Regions from separate parts of the Homo sapiens genome. Here region 2 is linked to region 1. A link is an interaction called in ENCODE POLR2A ChIA-PET data of the cell type or tissue named here. Cell type or tissue: endothelial cell of umbilical vein. All regions are shown on one strand. Region 1 overlaps PLIN2 (perilipin 2). Region 2 overlaps HAUS6 (HAUS augmin like complex subunit 6).

What was found. Peaks named below come from ENCODE experiments on the same cell type or tissue, not always from the same donor. Only the 100,000 strongest peaks of a DNase experiment are listed, where the experiment ranks them.
Region 2: POLR2A ChIA-PET joins it to region 1 with 5 read pairs; 11 of 35 experiments call an interaction of 5 or more read pairs at or near these places.

Annotation. Positions count from the first base shown.
Region 1 is chr9:19,117,114-19,122,113 of GRCh38, forward strand. It overlaps PLIN2 (perilipin 2), which reads right to left. Exons shown (of 8, transcript NM_001122.4): 5 at 3,767-4,052; 6 at 2,537-2,718; 7 at 1,208-1,342. Among named protein-coding and RNA genes, the nearest start is that of PLIN2, 7.9 kb to the right of the region's middle. In endothelial cell of umbilical vein, no CTCF peak of the experiment used is centred here; a DNase peak (open chromatin) is centred at 2,148; H3K27ac peaks cover 2,156 bases.
Region 2 is chr9:19,064,759-19,069,758 of GRCh38, forward strand. All of the region lies in intron 12 of HAUS6 (HAUS augmin like complex subunit 6), which reads right to left. Among named protein-coding and RNA genes, the nearest start is that of RRAGA, 18 kb to the left of the region's middle. In endothelial cell of umbilical vein, no CTCF peak of the experiment used is centred here; no DNase peak of the experiment used is centred here.

The DNA of each region.
Region 1 (5,000 bases):
CTCCCTGCTTCCCTTCCTTTTTCTTTCTTTCTTCTTTCTTTCTTTTCTTTTCTTTCTTTCTTTCTGAGACAGGGTCTCAGTCTGTTGCCCAGGCTGGAGGGCACTGGCACAATCATGGCTCACTGCGGACCCGACCTCTCGGGCTTAGGTGATCCTCCCACCTCAGCCTCTCGAGCAACTAGGACTACAGGTGCACACCACCACACCCTGCTAATTTTTGTATTTTTTGTAGAGATGGGGTTTCACAGTTGCCCAGGCTGGTCCTGAATTCCTGGGCTCAAGTGATCTGCCTGCCTTGGCCTCCCAAAATGCTGAGATTACAGGTGTGAGCCATTGCACCCAGCCAAGATGCTATGCCTTCCCTCTGGAACCTTGGTCACCTTATTGCCCTTTCACCTAGTTTATTCACCCATTAGTTCTCAGCTTACCATTCATCTCTTCCAGAAAGCAATGTGACTCAACTACCCCCACTCCAAGGCTGCCTGAGATAGTCTTCCCATATGTTTTCTTTTTTTTTTTTTTGAGACAGAGTCTTACTCTGTTGCCCAGGCTGGAGTGCAGTAGCATGATCTCGGCTCATGGCAACCTCTGCCTCCCAGGTTCAAGCTATTCTCCTGCCTCAGCTGCCCGAGTAGCTGGGACTACAGGCACGTGCCACCATGCCTGGCTCATTTTTTGTATTTTTAGTAGAGACAGGGTTTCACCATGTTGGCCAGGATGGTCTCGATCTCCTGACCTCGTGATCTACCCGCCTCGGCCTCCCAAAGTGTTGGGATTACAGGCGTGAGCCATCGCGCCCAGCCAATAGTACCTGTATTTATGCCGTTAAACAACAACCGGACTTGGCTACTCTGAGTGTACTGCCTATGAGATAGCCCTCTTCTGCAAGGAGCATTAAAAAGGCACAAAATAGGACAGCATGGCTGGCTGTATCCCCTGTTAGTCTGTACCCATTATGAGGGCAAGGCCTGTGTTTCTCATTTAGTTGTATCTCACTTGGGGCATATGTATACTCATAGGTTGTTAGATAAAATTATTCGCTGCCTAGTTTTGCTTTTCTGCCACATAACTAGCCACCTATGTACATGGTATTGTTCAACCTTTTGATAGAGAAGAGTATTCTAAGACATAGTATGGAAAAATTGAAATGAAAAGTCTGATAAGAACTTCTTCAGCAACCAACAAATGACCGTCCCAGTCATCTTACCTCAGCACAGTGGGACTCATCAGTATCATCATATCCAATGCTCCTTTTCCACTCTACCCATGAGAGGTAGAGCTTATCCTGAGCATCCTGAATTTTCTGATTGGCACTATACACATTCTTCCTGGCAAATTCAATCTAGACACATTGAAACAAGACAAAGGAACACACAAGTCAGATATTCACGTTAGCCTGTTTGCAGATGTATGATGTAAATCAGGCAACATAAAAACTAAGAATTTCCTGGAGTTGAATAAGATCTATTCCTGCTATCATTATTATTTATTATCAATATGTGTAAATTAACCAAGCAGTAGTAGCTCTTTACTGCCTCTATTTAACTATTAAATCACTGACTCCACATTTACTTCCAGTTTAGCACAGGTAAAGCAACTAAAAAACTACAAAAAATTTTTTTTGAGTGTCACTCTGTCACCCAGGCTGAAGTACAGTGGCGCGATCACAGCTCACTGAACCTCCTTCTCGTGCCTTAGCCTACCGAGTAGCTGGGATTACAGGCATACGCCACCATGCCCAGCTAATTTTTGTATTTTTAGTAGAGACAGGATTTCACCTTGTTGGCCAGACTGGTCTCGAACTCCTGACCTCAGGTGATCCAACCACCTTGCCCTCCTAAAGTGCTGGGATTATAGGCATGAGCCACCACGCCCAGCCAGCAACTAAAATTTAATGTGTACATGAGTAAAGGATAAGTTAGCATTACAAAACAGAAAGGAATTTGACCTTCCTCTTCCCTGTTGCCAACCACTATTTCCCCTTCTAAGAAGAAATGGTTTTCTCATGGCAGTACAGAATGGTACATACTGTTCTTTAACTTGGAAACCTTTAATGGCTACACAGTAGTCTATTGTGATATATCAATTTAATTAGTCCTGTTAGTGGATGTGCATTGTTATAGTCTCTTGCAACTTTAAACAAATATACACATCTGTAAGATAAAAAGTAAAACAGCTCCAAGTGTAGGTATGCTTGTAACTTTACTAAAACTGTCTCTTGAATCAGTCCCTTAGAGCAAGAGCTGCACAAGTGTGGTTCTTTCTCTACACCGTTGCCAACAGCCACATTTCCCGTGTGGCAGGACAAGAGAGATGTCAGTATTTGACCCCTCAGAGCGAGATTAGCATTGCTTCCTATATTTCAACTAGTTATACTTCCTTTTTCTGTGAGCTGTCTCCATATTCTTTGTCCAGTTTTCTATTGGGTTGTTTGTCAACTAAGAATGAAATTCTTGGATTTTGTGATTACATTTAATTCTTGGGCCTAGAGATAAATGAACCCACTTCAGACACCTTAAAATAAAGTTTTACTCACCAGGTGAACAGTAGAATGGAGCTGAGAAATGGTCTGTTGGCTTTTTTGCTTAGCTTCTTTAACCCTGCTGAGAGCCTGCTGGTAGGCACGGGAGTGAAGCTTGGTAGACAGGGATCCCAGTCTAACATAATAACTTGGCTTCTGAACCAGATCAAATCCTTCAACTTTTTTTGCTTCTTTTTCTGAAGTTAGAAATAAGAGACAAAAAAACTTAAGGGATCACAGTGACAAGTGATAAGGCCTGGACTCTAACCTGGGTCTTGACTTTCTTACTTCTACCCAATCACTTAGCAATCATGCAGTCATTTTTCCAAGACTGCTCACGTCTGCTGCTGGACTTGACTACCCTGAACATATTACTGTATCTGATACACACTGCATGCATCTACACGTTTCTCCCACTAGAGTAAACTGCTTTTTTTTTTTTGGAAACAGGTCTTGCTTTGTTGCCCAGGCTGGAGTACAGTGGCACAATTTTGGCTCACTGCAGCCTCAACCTCCCGAGCTCAACTGATCCTCTCACCTCAGCCTCCCGAGTAGCTAGGACTCTAGGAACAAGCCACCATGCCCAGCTAATTTTTGTGTTTTTTAGGGTTTCGCCATGTTGCCCAGGCTAATCTCAAACTCCTGAACTCAAGCGATCTGCCTGTCTTAGCCTCCCAAAGTGCTGGGATTGTAGGCATGCATGCACCATTGCTCCCAGCCTAGAGTGAACTTGAGCGGCATGGTACCTGGCACACATTACCTAATGATGATTCTTTGTAAGGAGGATTTTATAAAGCAATCCATTAAAGACTATCCATTTACAGAAAATATTTTTCAAGGCCAATTTTTGCTAAGGTTTCAAAACTTACTACGTACGATTCAATGTGAACTTTATGATTGCTTTAGGAAGGAAAATCTATAGAGGCAAAAAGATTAGTGGTTGCTCACATCTGTAATCCCAGAACTTTGGGAGGTCAAGGCAGGTGGATCGTTTGAGCCCAGGAGTTCGAGATCAGCCTGGGCAACATAGTGAGATCCCATCTCTATAAAATTAAATTAAATTAAAAAGGACTGACTGCAAACAGGCATGAGGATCTTTTGGGGTAGCAGAAGTGTTCTGAAACTGGATTGCAGTGATGCTTGCACAACTGTGTAAATTTAGACTCAAGATGAGAGTATATGTCAATGAAGCTGTTTAAGAAAGATTTAATATAAAACAGTATTTCAAGATAAAATTCCAGTTACCTAGTTCTTCCTCAGTGAGAGGGAGGTACTGTTCTACCAACAGCTCTGATTTGGTGAGTGCATTTTCTACGCCACTGCTCACGAGCTGCATCATCCGACTCCCCAAGACTGTGTTAATGCTGCCACTGACCACAGACTTGGTCTTCTCCACACTGCCAGTCACTGCCCCTTTGGTCTTGTCCATCACCCCTGTGATCGTGCTGGCCACAGAATCCTTGGCCCCAGTCACAGTAGTCGTCACAGCATCTTTTGCCCCAGTCACAGCGCCTTTGGCATTGGCAACAATCTGTAAGTAGAAAAGCAGATCCCCTGGCTGGTGAGAAAAATGAGCACAAGGACATACCTAAGGTCTTAACTAAGGCAGCACAGCTGAAGAGTTAAAGAAGGAATCTAGTCCTCTCACTCTAGCTTTAGGTCTTGGGCAAGTCACTAAGAGTTGATGAGCCTGAATTTCCCTATCAAGTATATCTGCCCTACCTGCCAATCCTTGGGAATTGCAGGAGGAGCAAATGAAGTAAACAGATATGAAATTTGTCTGTTTGCCAAGGCTGCAGTGAGCTGTGATTGTGCCACTGCACTCAGCCTGGGTGACAGAGCAAGACCCTGTCTCAAAAAAAAAAAAAAAAAAAGAGAAGAGAAAAGAAAAAAAAAGAAAAGAAAAGAAGGTAAGTTATATAGCTTATTCCAAAGTCACACAAATCCAGAGAGGAAACTGAAGATCAAACTATACCTGGCCCTCGGGGTGTTATTAGTATGCAGTTATTATACATGGCAGGGCATGGTGGCTCATGCCTGTAATGCCAGCACTTTGCAAAGCTGAGTTGGTTGGATCACCTGAGGTTAGGAGTTCGAGACCAGCCTCACCAACATGGTGAAACCCCGTCTCTACTAAATACAAAAAATTAGTTGGGCGTGGTGGCACATGCCTGTAACCCCAGCTACTTGGGAGACTGAGGCAGAAGAATCACTTGAACCCCAGAGGTGGAGGTTGCAGTGAGCCAAAATTGCACCATTACACTACAGCCTGGGCAACAAGAGCAAAACTCTGTCTCAAAAACAAACAAACAATGACAAAAAAAATTAGCTGGGTGTGGCGGGGCGTGCCTGTGAACCCAGCTACTGGGGAGGCTGAAGCAGGACAATTGCTTGAACCCAGGAGGAAGAGACAGCAGTGAGCCGAGATTGTGCCACTGCACTCCAGCCTGGGTGACAGAGCAAGACTCTGTCTCAAAAA
Region 2 (5,000 bases), 52 kb before region 1:
CAAACATAATTCAAAATCACTGCAATCACTCAAGCTTCAACGTAGCATTGACAAAATATAATCCAGATATCAAAGGCAAAGAATTGATCATCTACTAGATTTTGAGGGAAACTTAACATTAAAATTATCAAAAAGCCCCCTGAAACAGAGCCAGCAATCTATGGACCAATGCCACTAAGGTGCCACCACCACAAGAAGGTAAGGACAAAGGCTATGTCTTTCCCTAAGGCTATTCCCAGAGGCTAACACAGTGGTTGGTAGTGCAATACATACATGTTAACTATTTGATGGATTGATGGAATCGATGAGTAAATGCCACTTGAGAATGGGGTTCTATAGGTGACAAGTGTTTCCATTTGAATGATTCTTGTGGAACCTTATAGCAGAGAACAATGGAAACATTCTGTACCCTCCCCTCTCTCATTTCTGAACTGGCAACATGCTATTAAACCTGCTAACATCATAATCTAAGACAAGTTTAAAGCAGCCCTGGCTCAGTCTTTATACTTCGTCCATTTGCCATGCCAAGATTGAGGCCTATGAAATCCTAGCACTGTAACAAAACAGAAGGATGGTGATCCCCTTGTGGAAATTTATCCTAAGGGAAGAACAGAGAGAAAAAAGAGGAACACACTTTTTATAGTAGTAAAAAATAAAATTGAGAGAAAATTCAAGTCTACAAATAAATGTAGTGTTACAAAGCTATTATCAATGAAAATTGGTTAATATGTTATTTAAACATACAGACAGCCAAAAAAAAATCACAACCGTTTATACTATGTTAATGTTTTAAAATTTTGGGCTGGGCGCGGTGGCTCACGCCTGTAATCCCACCACTTTGGGAGGCTGAGGCAAGCGGATCACCTGAGGTCAGGAGTTGAAGACCAGCCTCGCCAACATGATGAAACCCCATATCTACTAAAAATACAAAAATTAGCCAGGTGTGGTCATGGGCGCCTGTAATCCCAGCTACTCGGGAGGCTGAAGCAAGAGAATCGCTTGAACCCAGGAGGCAGCAGTTGCAGTGAGCCGAGATCGTGCCATTGCACTCCAGCCTGGGCAACAGGAACGAAACTCCGCCTCAAAAATAAATTAATGAATAAAATTTTGTACTTTAGAATTCTGCATTTTAAAATTTGTATTTAGATTGTATCCATCCTTTGATCACAGCCAAAAATTTTTTTTTTTTTTTTTTGAGACAGACTCTCACTCTGTCGCCCACACTGGAGTGCAGTGGCGGGATCCTGGCTCACTGCAACCTCCGCCTCCTGGGTTCAAGCACTTCTCCTGCCCCAGCCTCCTGAGTAGCTGGAATTACAGGTGCCGACCACCACACCTGGCTAATTTTTGTAGTTTTAATAGGGACAGGGTTTCACCATGTTGGCCAGGCTGTTCTCAAACTCCTGACCTCAGGTGATCTGCCTGCCTCAGCATCCCAAAGTGCTGGGATTACAGGCATGAGCCACCATGCCCAGCTAGAGCTAAATTTATATATCGTGGTATACAAAGCCTAGATAAGAACTTGGCGGGGCGGGGGAGGGAGTTACAAGTGATTCCTTAAAAACTTTAACCAATTATTTCTCATTTTTATTTGTTGCTGTTGTTATACCAATAATTAGGAGAAAAATAAAAATAGAAACTATAAAAAGAGAAAGATATGAGACTAGAATTCAATTTCTAACACAAATGACATTTAGCTGGCACGTATGCAAGATCATACTGCCCTCCTTATCTTTGAAATGTGGTATAGGAGAAAACATAGAAGTTAGATGTCTAGAACAACAGCATCATTACCGTTAGAAATATCATGGAACTCCCCCCCACACACACAAACACAAAAAGCCATTGCAAAGAATGCTAATGCTCACAGTGTACAGCAAAGGCATCACCAATTGCTGAATTCTGGTTTTAAGTATAATGCAGCCTCTCGCTCTGATCAGAACCAGAAATGGAAGCCAGGCAAGGTGGCTCACGTCTGAAACCCTAGCATTTTGGGAGGTCGGGGTGGGAGGATCACCTGAGCTCAGAAGTTTGAGACCAGCCTGGGCAACATAGTGAGACCTCATCTCTACAAAAAAAAAAAAAAAAAAAAAATTTAATTAGCTGGGTGTGGAGGTGCATGCCTGCACTCCTAGCTACTTGGGTAGCTGAGATGGGAGGATCACTTGAGCCCAGGAGATCAAGGCTGCAGTGAGCTATGACTGCACCACTGCACTCCTGCCTGGGTAGCAGAGCAAGTCCCTTCTCAAAAAAAAAAAAAGCCAGCAATGAGATTTATGGAAAAGACTACATATCTTTTGGTATCCATGAATGACAACTGCATGTGATAGGGCTGATAACACTCTCTAAAAACTACATTCTTTCCATGCTTTTTTAGTTGAATAGTTATATTGATCATATCCACATATGAATTTCCCAGTTAACTACATTATTACTGATAAAAGATGATGTATTGCAGATAAAATAGTGTAATTGCTGAACTACATGCAAAAAAGGTATTATCTTCTTTCATTAAGTACAGTCCACCTATGTTACATATTACTGATGGAACATGTAACTACATATACCTTTAACAGTGAAGAATTCTGAGCAGACTACTTCCACGTCCCAGAAACTTAGCTTTTCACAGGCCTTCTGTTTTATTCTGATATCTAGCAATGATAATCTTTTATATCCCATTAACCATTTATCCCTCACCACCAGGCCTTCCCCTACCTCCCTTCAGTATTTCAAATCTATAATTAAAATAATCAGAATATAACTAAAAGATTCAGGAGCTTAGAAGAAGACAGATGTGGAAATCAAAGTATATCTAATAGACCTTCTTTTTCCTATATTAAGAGTTTCCATTTGAACTAAATTCTTAGGGGTTGAGTTTCTGGCTCTTACAGAATTCTGATAGTATCTTGGTACAAAATTCTTCAAAAAGAATTTTGTTTTTCTTTTTCAGATAGAGTTTCACTCTTGTTGTCCAGGCTGGAGTGCAATGGTGCAACCTCGGCTCGCCGCAACCTCCGCCACCTGGGTTCAAGCAATTCTCCTGTCTCAGCCTCCCAAGTAAGTAGTTGGGATTATAAGCATGCGCCACCACACCCAGCTAATTTTTTGTATTTTAAGTAGAGACGGGGTTTCACCATGTTGGTCAGGCTAGTCTCGAACTCCTGACCTCAGGTGAGCCACCCACCTCAGCCTCCTAAAGTGCTGGGATTACAGGCATGAGCCACCGCACCTGGCCCCCCAAAAAAAAAAGTTATCTTGAGGTTTAATGGGGTTCATGAATAAAATCTGCTATATATATTAATCTAGTATCCCTATCAATCTTTAGTCCAGCAAAACACCTTAATCAAAATATTTAGTTTGCTCCCTCAAGGAAGACAAATCGAAAACATAACTGAGTTTGGGAAGCACCAACCATACCCTCCCCTAGCCTGCCATAAAAAGAACTGTGATATGAGTGTAAAATGGGTAGGCCAGTAACTTTACTATCTCTTAACACCAGGTCCTCAGAGAAGATTTCATTATTTTTCTTTAGGCACTCAAAAAATTAACATCAAATCCAGATAGACTAAAATATGGTTCTTCCACAACTAGTCCTGACTGCCTGTGAACTAGATTACAGGTCCTCAGAGAAGATTTCATTATTTTTCTTTAGGCACTCAAAAAATTAACATCAAATCCAGATAGACTAAAATATGGTTCTTCCACAACTAGTCCTGACTGCCTGTGAACTAGATTACTGCAGAACCAATTACCAATAACTCAATTTTACAAAAAAAGTTTTAACTCTGGTTAGTGTTACAGCTTATTAACTTACTAAGATGGCATAGAATGATGAGTGCTTCATTTAAAATTTAGGATTTTCCTTTATAATTTTCCTAAGTATTTTATTTTCATCTGTCCCTCATCTACTTGGGGAAGTTGTAATGAAAGACACCTATTTAGGTTAAAAAACAATTAAAAAAAAAAAAACTAATAAAGGAAAGTTTCGTGTTTGATTGCTACTTAATAATGTTTAATTTCAATGAAGAACTAATATGTTCCCCAATCGGATTACATACATTTAGTTCACAGATTTTTTGCTCATATAATCTGTAATTAGTCCAAAATGGGATAATAGAGAAAAAAAAAGGCAATAAAGAAAATAGGAATATTACTGGAGGAAGTTAGAACAAAATCCAGTTTTTTCATATGTTAAATCTGGTGGTTATAGTAAATCAGAAGTTGTCCAATTTTTTTTTAAGCATGGAACTCTTCTTATCGAATAGTTTACCAAACACCACAATATATAACATATATAAAAGAGCAAGTTGCCCAAGGCTAAAGTGGGAAAAGGCTGGACCAGCCACGGGTTATGTTAGATACATCCACAGCACCAAATGGCACTATAGGATGTAGTCTGAAAACTATCTGGACAAGATGATCTCAAAGGCCCCCAAACACTTGAACTTAGTTTCAAAAAAGTTCACATACATAAAAAGGCAAAAACTCTCAAATTTGCATTAGATAATTTCCAAATAATCCCCATGAAACTCAATATTTAGATAAAGAATAGAAGAGGAAAAAATGCCCATGTATCATAAATGTTGGATCTTTTCTGAAAATGTGGGTCTATGGTAGAAAAATATTGTCCAGTTAAAAGGGCAAAATTGGCCGGGTGCGGTGGCTCACATCTGTAATCACAGCACTTTGGGAGGCCAAGGCGGGTAGATCACCTGAGATCAGGAGTTCGAGACCAGCCTGGCCAACATGGTGAAACCTCATCTCTACTAAAAATACAAAAATTACCCAAGTGTGGTGGCAGGCGCTTGTAATGCCAGCTACTTAGGAGGTAGCCTGAACCCAGGAGGGGAACTATTTGAACCCAGGAGGCGGGGATGTTGCAGTGAGCCAAAATCGTGCCATTGCACTCCAGCCTAGGAAACAAGAGCAAGACTCCATTTCAAAAAAAAACAAAAGGCAAAATTATGCACTATCCCAGAGTAAATAAGATTGGAAACTGG